Linked DNA regions of Homo sapiens: regions 2 and 3 are each linked to region 1. Evidence: chromatin contacts called from ENCODE Hi-C or POLR2A ChIA-PET data. All regions are on one chromosome and are shown on one strand. The core of a region is the stretch at or near the end of the contact, and the rest is flanking DNA. Distances in the headings are between cores, read along the strand shown.

The links. Hi-C counts contacts between places; a loop is a spot of excess contacts on that map. ChIA-PET counts read pairs that join two places held with the same protein, here RNA polymerase II (POLR2A). Pooled maps may share reads with other maps.
Region 2: a pooled map shows a loop between it and region 1 (3-fold over the local background). The contact joins the promoter of KIAA0319 here to the enhancer-like site in region 1. A Hi-C loop is called at or near these places in 5 of 50 pooled maps.
Region 3: a loop to region 1 is called in a pooled map, with 2.8 times the contacts of the local background. The contact joins the promoter of LINC02828 here to the enhancer-like site in region 1. A Hi-C loop is called at or near these places in 7 of 50 pooled maps. POLR2A ChIA-PET finds 5 or more read pairs at or near these places in 5 of 52 experiments (HCT116, MCF 10A, activated B cell and 2 more).

Annotation. Positions count from the first base shown.
Region 1 is chr6:25,015,431-25,019,423 of GRCh38, reverse strand. LOC102724765 (a long non-coding RNA gene) reads left to right here. Exons shown (of 2, transcript NR_187803.1): 2 at 3,841-3,993. It also overlaps a transcript of RIPOR2 not described here. Among named protein-coding and RNA genes, the nearest start is that of RIPOR2, 81 kb to the right of the region's middle. Within about 2 kb of position 1,748, at least 11 of the 41 ENCODE cell types and tissues checked have a DNase peak (open chromatin) inside an H3K27ac peak, as active enhancers do.
Region 2 is chr6:24,644,198-24,648,190 of GRCh38, reverse strand. It overlaps KIAA0319, which reads left to right and starts at 2,000. Exons shown (of 21, transcript NM_014809.4): 1 at 2,000-2,455. RefSeq lists a silencer at 1,946-2,155.
Region 3 is chr6:24,740,104-24,744,096 of GRCh38, reverse strand. LINC02828 (long intergenic non-protein coding RNA 2828) reads right to left here and starts at 1,792. Exons shown (of 3, transcript NR_183315.1): 1 at 1,751-1,792. RefSeq lists an enhancer at 483-572.

The sequences.
Region 1 (3,993 bases), core at 499-2,998:
TTATTTTCATAGAAAAGGCTGCTTTATGTTTGATCCTAGAGTATAAATCAAAGGGCATACGTTTTTTAAGGCTCCTAATACATATTGCTAAATCGCCTTCCTTGAGAGTGGTAATAATTTCTCCTGAGAACATTACAGTATGCCTGCTTTCTTAACAACTATGCCACATATTAGAGTATTTATGTTAAAAACATATGCATTTGTCAAATGTGGGACCATCTGGGCATCAACAAGAATAATGCTTGCAATAGATTAAAATACATCAAATATAAAAATCTATGAATTCCTAATGAAACACAAAACATCACTGCTCACCTTTGAAGGTTGCCGGACACTATTTTGTTATTCTAAATATATATTTTAAAGAGATTGATCACATATTTGTTCTTTCTTTTCTGTTTGAACTGTATTTCAAGCTAACTAAATAGATGATGAGAAAATCCCAGCTAATAGGTATATGAGTAACAATAAAACTTATACCATCACTATTTTGCAGTCCTCATGAAACAATGGATGGAGACAATGATCATCAATAGATATCCAAACTCTCAATGAAAAGTTATTGGGGAACTTTATAATAGAGGATTCCAACTGACATTACCTCTACCCACAAATCAATCTTAATATCATGATAAGTAGGACAGCTAGGCACGTGCTTCAGGATTTGATTAATATAGCATCATAGAGTATCACCTATTATCTTGCCAAAAATAGAACTGGGATTTAATAAAATCTAATCGAGATCTTACTACTAGTTTATAGGAAATGTAAGGAATACAAACAAGTTAAACATATTGGAGGAAGCAATTCGCGCAAACCAAAATGTGGAAAATTCTACAGGGCAAGTGATAAATTTTTTTAATAAATAAATACATTGTGTTTGTTGGAAGGGGTGAGGGGTATAATCAAACAATTGGTTAAGGAGCGTTCTATATAGAAAAAACATCTGCTTTTAAAAAATGGAGAAAGAAAAACTGGATAATAAAATCTTATTTATTACCTATTTGAAATCTAATAGTATTCAATGAATATCATATACAAACTCTTTTTTGGTGGTAGATTATTCTGTATATGAGTGGGTTTGCTTCTGTCAAAATTTAAAACATTTTCTTTATGTTTCTGATTTTCCAAGAGGAACGTATTTCAGTTTGCTCTTTTCATGTAAAGCATTAGGAAGAAGTCTTCTGAGCTAGCCAAGATACTGCGTTTGAAATTGCAAGGTCAGTTCAGGCACTCTGGGTAGTAACCATCAGGTGGCGCCGCTCTACAGCTTTTCTAAACCCAACATGAAACCCTTCAGACTTTGAAATAAGCAAGGAGGTAAGAGCAGTCACAGGAAACTGATACAGTCACCAAATACTTAAGCTCAATGCTATGGCTTTCCTAGGTGATATTACGAAATTGCTTGTATTTCTATGTTCATCCTACCTGTTGTCATCCCTCAGTACTTAGAGATTTTAAGCAGAAACGTGTTTTAACTATTCTACTAAGAACCAAAATATCAATGTTGAACTTCCAAGAGAATATTTCTGTCATAGGTGTCCTGAAGACTTTACAGAACTTTTCATTTTCCTTTTGAAACCAATGCAAGCCCACTGGGCTGTGCCAGGGTCCACACTCCCTCACTTTGCTGATTCCTGCATTCCCATCTGTCAAAAAACTGTTGTGAGCTAACCTGAGCTCCCACACCGCAGCTACCACTCTCCTGGGTCAAAATACAAGAACAGTGAATCACAACCTGGCCCTCTGGGCGTTTACCACTTGGTTACTCCTGAACAAATTAGAGAACAAGTAAGAACTAAAACTGAAGGGCACTGAATAGGGGTGATAGGCGTGGCCAGGTGAGACCAGAGGGCCGGAAGGACTTTGTGGAAGAGGGGACACCTGAATTAAGTCTTAAAGAAATGGGTTGATTTGAATACATACCAAAAGTAAGAAAATCTGGGGAGCATCAGCAAATGTGTGCATAAACTGCGAACTCAAAGCCTGTAAGCAGGCAACAGAAAAAAGCAGGCGATCTAGATGTAAGACAGTAAAAATGGGGGAGGACTGTGGCAAACAACCGAGCTTTTGCTCTGCCTAAATGGCATTTATGCCATTTTTCTTTTGAGACAGAGTCTGTCACCCAGGCTGGAGTGCAGTGGCGCAATCTCAGTTCAGTGCAACCTTTGCCTCCTGGGTTCAAGTGATTTTCGTGCCTCAGCCTCCCAAGTAACGGGGATTACCTGGCTAATTTTTGTATTTTTAGTAGAGATGGGGTTTCACCATGTTGGCCAGGCTGGTCTTGAACTCCTGACCTCAGGTGATCCACCCGTCTCAGCCTCCCAAAGTGCTGGGATTACAGGCGTGAGCCACCGTGCCGGTGCCACTTCTTTTAACACTGTTCCAGTCCCTACCTCCCCACAAAGTGTCTGCCAGCTGGCTGCATGCTGGTTTGCAATCTCTGGGAGAGGCTGGCTACTTTCTTTAGATCTTTTGTTTCCCTATGTTATCAACTTACCATGTCTAAGTGAAGCACCCAGAATGTGAATCCCCTAGAAGATATATACAATGAGAGGATCTTTCTCCCTAGGTTTTATTCCTGGAAATTTTTAGAAACCCAGAACTAAAATTGGAATTAATAAATTTTTCTAATTATGAGATAGAAAAGCAGAAGTAACAAGAGTTTGAAATTTTAATGTCAGAACTTTTTTGAAGAATGTTCATAATTATAGCAAGGGAAGAAGTGATGAATCAGTTAAGGGAACTTTATTATCGCCAGACACAAGACTTTTGTTGTGTGTTGCTTGTGACGCTAACTCCATCTCTAGTTACTTAATGTTCCCAGATTCGTGACTATTTTGTCATTCAAAGATCAAACATTTCATTTTCCTTCCTTCTCTTTCCTCTTAGGTGTTTCAGCAGCAATTAAGTCATGCTGTGGAATGCTTAAGTGCAGTAACAAATGTCATGAAAACTGAACATACAGCTAATTTTACTTCTCATGAATAGAGTTCCTGTGGTTTCACTTCAAGACTAATGGAGGGGATGCATTCCATCCTTATTCTCTACTTTAAATCGCTGAGATTAGCTTCAGGGATCCAGCTTCCATTCAGCCTAAATTTTTCAACATTGTGGGCTTATTCCATATAGTTCTGATCTCTTGTTGATGCCCTGGGCCTCAGGAACTACTGGAATGAATTGTTATTTTTTATTCATTTTTAGAACTGCATTTTTAGGACGGGGAGTGGTGGCTTATGCCTTAATCCCAGCACTTTGGGAGCCCGAGGCGGGTGAATCACCTAAGGTCAGGAGTTCGAGACCAGCCTGGCCAACATAGTGAAACCCCCGTGTCTACTAAAAATACAAAAAAATTAGCTAGGCATGATGGCGCCTGCCTGTAGTCCCAGCTACTCCGGAAGCTGAGGCAGGAGAATGGCTTGAACCCAGGAGGTGGAGGTTGCAGTGAGCCGAGATCATGCCATTGCACTCCAGCCTAGGTGACAGAGTAAGACTCCTTAAAAAAAAAAAAAAAAAAAAAAAAAAAACCAAAAAACCTGCGTTTTTAAGGGGAGGCTTTCCAACCATGATTAACTTCATTTTCTGTAGGTCCATGAAAGACCTCCTCCTCCTTCTCCACCTCCCTCTACAATATATGAGTATTTTCTCCACCTCCCTCTACAATATGTAAGTATCCTACCAAACCTCCATGAAAAGGTAAAGAAATGTACTTTGGAAGGAATAAGCAGGAGAGGGACTTCCTTTATTTCCCAATTACTATAATACTATTTGGCATCAGTTAGTAAACAGGGTTTGAAAAGGAAATGAGGATTTGGTAAAAGTGACTGAATTGTCCCACAGTTTTTACAGAGTCAAGAGGATCCTATGAATTTCCCACTGGGTTAAAAATATGACACAATCCAAGGAGACAGCATACCCAGTAGTGCCGTGTAGACTGTCGTAAACACCGTTTCACCAGGCTGCACAGATGATGCTGCTCTTCCCTTCACCTCC
Region 2 (3,993 bases), core at 751-3,250, 370 kb after region 1:
AATGGATGTCCACTGAATGCTGAAAAGAAGTGAAAGGTAGTAGCCTCACATCTGTGTCCTAAAGAAGGAGACTAACATTTTCATACAATACCAAAATAGATATATTCATTAAAAATGAAAATAGATATTCATTACAGTGTCTCTGAGTTAAAAAGATGGTATAGTTAAACATTCTGGGCTAAGCCTGTGTGTGTGTGTATGTGCTAAAAATATGTTTCTTTAAAGGCTAATCAGCCAAGGATCGTTGGGGACAAAATCAGATTCATTGGCTTGATGCATTGAAAGAGTACCTGTGGAATGCCATGTGAGCACAGAAAGGAGGAAGTGTCTTTTGTAAAGATTTGGCTTCCTATTAAAGGATTCCAGGGAGAGTCTTGGAATCAGAGCTGGGATCCAGTTGGTTGCTGTTTCTGAGGCAGATTGAGAGAAAGGGGGATTAATGAGGGATTGGGTGCTGTCAGGAGGTGAAGGGAGTTTAGCAATTGGGTATCCCCAGTTATGGATGGGAATAGTAAAGCAAAGGTAGAAAGTAGTAGTCATTCAAAAATGGAACACAAGGAGTTGTGTTGTTTTGTACCTGCTGCGTGACTTCAGAGGAAACAACATTGCCTGTTAATTTTGCTTCTGACTTTGTCCTCTCAGCCTGATCATTGATCATTGGCAGTACTAACTTTTCCAAGTCCAAGCTGATTTTCACTCTTTGAGTCCTGGACAGGTTTTTACTCTTTAGTTTTTATTTATTTATTTATTTATTTATTTATTTATTTATTTATTTATTTATTTATTTTGAGACGGAGTCTTGCTCTGTCGCCCAGGCTGGAGTGCAGTGGCACGATCTCGGCTCACTGCAACCTCCGCCTCCTGGATTCAAGCGATTCTCCTGCCTCAGCCTCTCAAGTAGCTGGAACTACAGGCGCGGGCCACCACTCCCGGTTAATTTTTTGTATTTTTAGTAGAGACGGGGGTTTCACCGTGTTAGCCAGAATGGTCTCGATCTCCTGACCTCGTGATCCGCCCGCCTCGGCCTGCCAAAGTGCTAGGATTACAGGCGTGAGCCACCGCACCCAGCTGGTTTTTACTCTTTAAATGTGCATTATCTTATTTGATTCCCAGAATCATCCTATATGAATGCTATTATCTTCATTTTATAATTGAGGAAACAGGTTTATCTAGATTAGGTAACTTGTCTGAGGCTCTTCGGTAAATACGAGTAGCCAAGAAGCTTATTCATCAACAGTGTGTGACTCAGCCCTAAGCACTGCACTTATACCTCCTAGTAATGAGATGTGCGAGGAATGCCCTGGCTACCTTTTCTGCTCATGATATTATCCCTAGATGCTTTCGCATCTTTATTAAAACAGTAAAAATGCAAGAGTCTTCCACCCAAGTTTTCTGTGGTTTAGATTATCACGTTCCTCAAGATGCAAATGTCAAACTATACTGGGCATCCAGTTAACCTGCAAGGCCTGGAGGTGATGGGAGCCCCTCCTAGCACAGGTTCCCAGTCTCAGTCAGAAAGCACCTGCTCAAAATAGAAAGATAATTACAGAGTAGGGGCCAAAGAGACTCCCACTGGAAGAATGGAACTTGTGTAGCTGGGGTGACACAAGCTGGGGACAAGCTGGGGGACACATTCGCGAAGGGTGTTTGACCCAGGCAGTGCACCCACGGCTCCCTTGAGCCACCCTGGCCCGGGTGTTTATTTGGAAGGAGTGTTCATCCCCCAGACTGTTTAGGGCCACGGTGACAGGGAAGGGCTTGGTGAAGGAAAGCAGGTAGGGTATGAAGGCCGCTCAGGTTCACGAAAGACTTTTGCTTGGTCCCCTGCGGGGTGGGAGTGTGTCGCCCCGGTGCGGGTACTTAGAGCGCAACCGGGGAGCTGAGCAGGGGAGCTGAGCAGGGGAGCTGGGCAGGGGCGGCTGCCGCGCCCCACATCCCTGAGGGCGTGTGTGCGCGTGCGCGCGCGTCGCCGTGGTAACCGCGGCGGCGGAAAGGCGCTGAATCACTGGCGCGCGCTTTCCCCGAGCCTGCAGAAGCTGCCGCGGGCGGTGGGCGGGGATCCCCCGGGGGTGCAACCTTGCTCCACCTGTGCTGCCCTCGGCGGGCCTGGCTGGCCCCGCGCAGAGCGGCGGCGGCGCTCGCTGTCACTGCCGGAGGTGAGAGCGCAGCAGTAGCTTCAGCCTGTCTTGGGCTTGGTCCAGATTCGCTCCTCTGGGGCTACGTCCCGGGGAAGAGGAAGCGAGGATTTTGCTGGGGTGGGGCTGTACCTCTTAACAGCAGGTGCGCGCGCGAGGGTGTGAACGTGTGTGTGTGTGTGTGTGTGTGTGTGTGTGTGTGTGTGTGTGTGTGTAAGACCTGCGATGACGACGAGGAGGAACAAGTGGGACGGCGAGTGATGCTCAGGGCCAGCAGCAACGCATGGGGCGAGCTTCAGTGTCGCCAGCAGTGACCACAGGTACGGTATCTACTTCCCAGAGCGCCTGGCCGAGAAATAGGAAAGAGGGCAGCCAGTAGGCAGGCCAATACCCAACAAAAGTAGAATCGAGACGCCCTGAGTTCAGAAGGTGAGTTTCTTAAGATTCTTCTGGGCATTCAGGAAAGGGCATTTTTTGATTGCTGCACTGATTGTTGACTAGTAGGGTGGAGTCGGGGAAATTTGAGTGTCTTTTCCCAACCTCACGAATTGCATTTTTTTAGAAGTAAGGAATCGTTTTCTTTAAACTTCATTCAGAACTATTTATGTGATCTTTCCTATTATTTGCTAAATGCATTTTGTCTCTGTTCCTTACCATAACCTGAAGCTTAAAATCTTTCTCTTCTTCCCTTTGAATTCCCTCCAAGGAATGTCACAAATTAATCGGGAGGATAAACCTGAAATTTTGAGAGTTATCATCTTAAGGTCATTTGTTAATTAAATACAAGGAGGAAAAATATGATATACATACTCATGTGCACTTTTATTGCTGGTTTGTTCATCAAAACATTTTTGTTTGTCGGTGAAATGTTAGTATTTTTTCCACTGCTTGAATTGAAAAGTTGAATGATGTTTTTGATAGTAACAGAAAAAATAAATTGTAGACAATGTTCCCCCCCACACACAAGAATTTTGGAAGTAAATGTTGGTATTTATTTCTTTATTCCTGAAATACATGCTCACTTTCCAAATGCTTCAATTTATTATAAGAAGACCACAATTGTAGAGACTACTAAAGTTATGCCAAATCTAAACTTTTATTTTGTGCTTTTTTTAGTATTATTTTTAATTCAGATGAGGAAAACTGGAGGTGTCAGTTCAGTTATAGACGTAGGAGTCACAGAGAAAGGTGAATTCCTCTGTAATTTGAAAAAGGGAAATGTAAACATATTACCTAAGTACTCTGATTTATTTGTATTAACCATTTGTAATGCATTTGCATTTGTAATGCAAAATGCCGAGGCAAGAACTTAATTTTTGTTTCGAAATAATGAAAATAATTCAGCCAAAATCTTTATGAATTAAAAATAGCCAAAAGAGAGCTTTGGTAATGTATGAATGTAAAAGAATAGAGTTGCTGTTAAATTTTCTTGACTTTTTTTTTTTCCCTAGCCAATAGATAGGAAGCATTCTCTTTAAATAAATACAGTAAGTCCTCACTTAACATTCTTGATACGTTCTTGGAAACTGTGAACCTTTAAGCACAACGAGGTATAAGGAAACCAATTTTACCACAGGCTAATTGATATAAACAAGAGTTAAGTTCCTACAGCATATTTCTGGTCATAAAAAAATCACCAAACTTCTAAATAAAGACCACAACACTTCTAATATTAAACATAGAAATAAATGGGATCTATACATACAGTTAAGAAGGATTAGTAAAAACAAGATCATTATTTACCCAATTATTACAGTTCAAGGTCATGGGTAGCCAGAGTCTCCCTGGTTCAGAGTGGGAACCCCCCCCTCTCCCCTGTCCAGGAAGCTATCCCATCACAGGGTGCACTTTCACAGAC
Region 3 (3,993 bases), core at 543-3,042, 280 kb after region 1:
GAAGAAAGAGGATTAGGTTTATTATATAAACTTGTAGTTATAAGGTAACCACTAGAACAAAAATTTATTTCCCTATAAACTATTAGGAAACACACACATGCAAACACAAAGAAAATACAGTCCAGTAGAGAAGTGTTCAAAAAGTAACAACAACAACAAAAACCCAGAAAATATCATACAAAATTTGATACAGAATTAAGACCAAACTTATATGTATATGGGCTAAATTCACTGTGACAGACACTGTTGCTTACTCAACAGCCATTTCCCTGCTCCTGCCCCACTGCCTTATTTTGTCTGGGGAATGTACCCAGCCCTAGCAGATGAGTCATTATTAGCTAAGCCAGTCATAGCCATTCTGTGTCCTTCTGTCAGCCTTCCTTACATCTAAGAGTAGTCAGTTATATGGCAAAGAGATTTGAGGGGAAGTCTACTACAGGGCTACTGGGAAAGGTAATCTTTCGCCTGATAAGAGTAGCCCCAGAAGGATAAAGACTTTTACCCTGACTACCCTGTTTTCTGCCTTTGAACTGTGATGTTGGGAGCTGTGGCAGCCATTTTGAATTTATGAGTTAACAAGAATAAGGACTGGCAGAGCAGAAGGAAGGAGCCTAAGATCTGCTGACATTGTTGAGCTCCTGAATGAATGCCAGCTACCAAGTTGCAGCATGACTCATATCTTTACTTCCAACTTTCATTTCTTTCTTCAGGCTTATATTACTAAGAGGTCATGACTAATCTCACTTAACGAAGTATTCCTGTCAAAGCTTTTAGCCATTTGCCTTTGCAGACAGTTTAGACATTTTACTTGGAGCAGAGAATAGTTGATTTTGTGCTAAAAGTCTTCCTAGCAGAGACTCTTCCTGGCTTCAGATGATATCAATGACCTTAATGTTCAGCTTGTGGCATAGAATTCCAGAACTCTGGAAACAGCAATGCAACAACAGAAAATGATTCGGGAAAGAGCTTCTTTAAGGTCACACACATGGATTTCGTAAACGGCCCAGATTGTCTTTAGTTCTTTGTTATTTCTTTTGTTTTACAGATGCTTGAGCTTTTGTTAGTGAATAAGTATTACTATTGCTTGGTATCTTTTACCGAATTCGTATGAAATTCTTATGAATTTTTGCCTGTATGAAATTCATAATCTTACCAATGGGTTTTCTTTCTCTCCTCAAGCTTTCCTTCCATTCCCTTACTTCACATTCAATGAATTTCTTGTGTATGCCACTACCAAGTCTCAAGCTCCTACAATTATTCTAATTTCTACTTCTGTGTATTGGTACGCCATCTCTCCACCTTGCCTCCTCCCTCTCTGGGAGTCTTATCCCCCTCCTTTCTAAAATAAATTCATCTAAGGTGTTCCCAACCATCCTAGGCAAACCTTCAGAGGACTTCACTTCTACTTGGTCTTCCTTTATTCTCCCACTTCATTGGTTCCTTCCCCATTTACCTTCAACGCTACAACAGGTCTCCGTGGATAGTCATGCCCAGCCCCCAGCACACTTTCTGTGGGCTACCTAAGCTCTTAAATGGATGGTAAATGCCTTGGGGTTGCATTTGTTCTCTATCCACAATCTCATCTACTGCATACTTGGCAATGCGGTTTCCATCCTCCCAGCAACACTGAAACTGTTTTCTAAAAGGTCAACAAAGACCTCTTTTTAGTTAAATCCATTATTCTTTTCTGGTTTTTCTTTCTCTGTTTCTCTCTACAGCATTAAAAAGAAAAAAAAAAGATTTCTCATACCTCAAATGTTCGGCTTCCTTGGCTTCTGTCCTATTTGCTAGCAGTTCCTTCCCTTTTTATTGCCTTTTATTTCTCTTGCCATTCCTTTGCTACGTATTCCCTTGCTCCCTATTCTCTCTATCCTTTCACTCCAAAGTCACATTATCTTCCCTGTAGCCATTACCTCTGCGGTTAAAAAGGCCTGTTCTGTTTTCTTTTTCTTTTCTTTCTTTCTTTCTTTCTTTTCTTTTTTTTTTTTTTTTTTGAGATGGAGTCTTGCTCTGTTTCCCAGGCTGGAGTGCAGTGGCTCTGTCTCAGCTCACTGCAACCTCTGCCTCCCAGGTTCAAGCAATTCTCCTTCCTCAGCCTCCCGAGTAGCTGGAATTACAGGCATGTGCCACCATGCCTGGCTAATTTTTGTATTTTTAGTAGAGATGGGGTTTTACCATGTTGGCCAGGTGGTCTCGAACTCCTGACTGCAGGTAATCTGCCCTCCTTGGCCTTCCAAAGTGCTGGGATTACAGGCGTGAGCCGCCATATTTCACTGGGGCTGCAATTTTAAATTTTATTTTATGTATATATGTATTTATTTATTTATTTTAATTTTTTATTTTTTGAGACAGAGTCTCACACTGTAGCCCAGGCTGGAGGGCAGTGGTCAGATATCAGCTCACTGCAACCTCTGCCTCCCAGGCTCAAATGATCCTCCCACCTCAGTCTCCTGAGTAGCTGGGATTACAGGCGTGCACCACCACACCAAGCTAATTTTTTTGTATTTTTAGTAGAGATGGGGTTTTGCCATGTTGGCCAAGCTAGTCTTGAACTCCTGACCTAAAGTAATCTGCCTGCCTTGGCCTGCCAAAGTGCTGGGATTACAGCCATGAGCCACCATGCCTGGCCTTATTTACATATTTATTTTTGAGATGAGGTCTCAGTCTGTCACCCAGACTGGAGTGCAGTGCTGCTGTGATAGATAACTGTAGCCTGAAGCTCCTGGGCTCAAGCAATCCTTCTGCCTCAGCTTCCCAAGTAGCTGGGACTACAGATGCAAGCCACCATGCCCAGATAATTTATGAGTTTTTTGTAGAGATGGCATCTCACTATATTGCCCAGGCTGGTCTTGAACTCCTGGGTTCAGGCAAACCTCCCATGGCTGGGCTCTAGGCTTGGCTTTCCAAAGTGCTGGGGTTATAGGCATGAACCACTATGCCTGGCTGGTGCTGCAATTCAAAATCACCTCCCTTCTCAAACTAGCTCCCTTTCCCACTTTCCTGCCTGTGGTCATGGCATGGTCACTTTCTTAGTCACTGTCTTAGTCTGCTCAGGCTGCCATAACAAAACACCACAGACTGGATAGCTAAAACAACAGAAATTTATTTTCTCACAGTTCTCTGGGTCAGAAGTCCAAGATCAAGATTCTGGCAGGTTTGGTTTCTCCTGAACTCTCTCTCCTTGGCTTGCAGATGGCCATCTTCTTGGTGGGTCCTCACATGGCTTTTATTTTATTTTATTTTTTGCACCAGAGGCAGGGTCTCATTCTGCTGCCTCAGACTCCCGAGCTCAAGCAATGCTCCTGCTTTAGCTTCTCAAGTTGTTGGGATTACAGGCATGCACCACTGTACCCAGCAATGGCCTTTCTTTTGTGCATGTATTTCTGGTTTCTCTCCCTTTTCTTATAAGGACATTAATCATATTGGATTGGAGACCACTCTAATAACTTTTTCACCTCTCTAATAATTTTTTAACCTTAATCATCTCTTTAAAGGTCTTATCTCTAAATACAGGCACATTCTGAAGCATACTAGGGATTAGGATTTCAATATATGAATTTTGGGGAGGCACAATTCAGTCCGTAACAGTTACTCGCACCAAAACTTGGGTGTCCTCTTCACTTACCTCTATCATTTTCTATCCAGATATTTTACTTTCTAGATTTTTTCTATTAAGTGTTTAAATTCATCCTTTTATCACCATTGCCAGTGCCATTTTCAGGCCTTAATCAACTCTAAATTTCCATGCCTGGTCTTTTATAAGGCCCTCTGTAATCTGACCCATCTTGTCTTTTCTTTTAGTATGTTTATCATGTACATTGTAGAAAATATAACACTAAATTTTTGTGTCTGGCTACTTTCACTCAATAAAAAAGCAACAGTCCTCTTCCCTACCCAGACCCATTTCCCAGATGCAGCCTTCATATAGTTGAAAATTCAAAAGGTACCAAAGTCTACACTGTGAAAAATCTCCCTCCCACAGGCAACCAACGT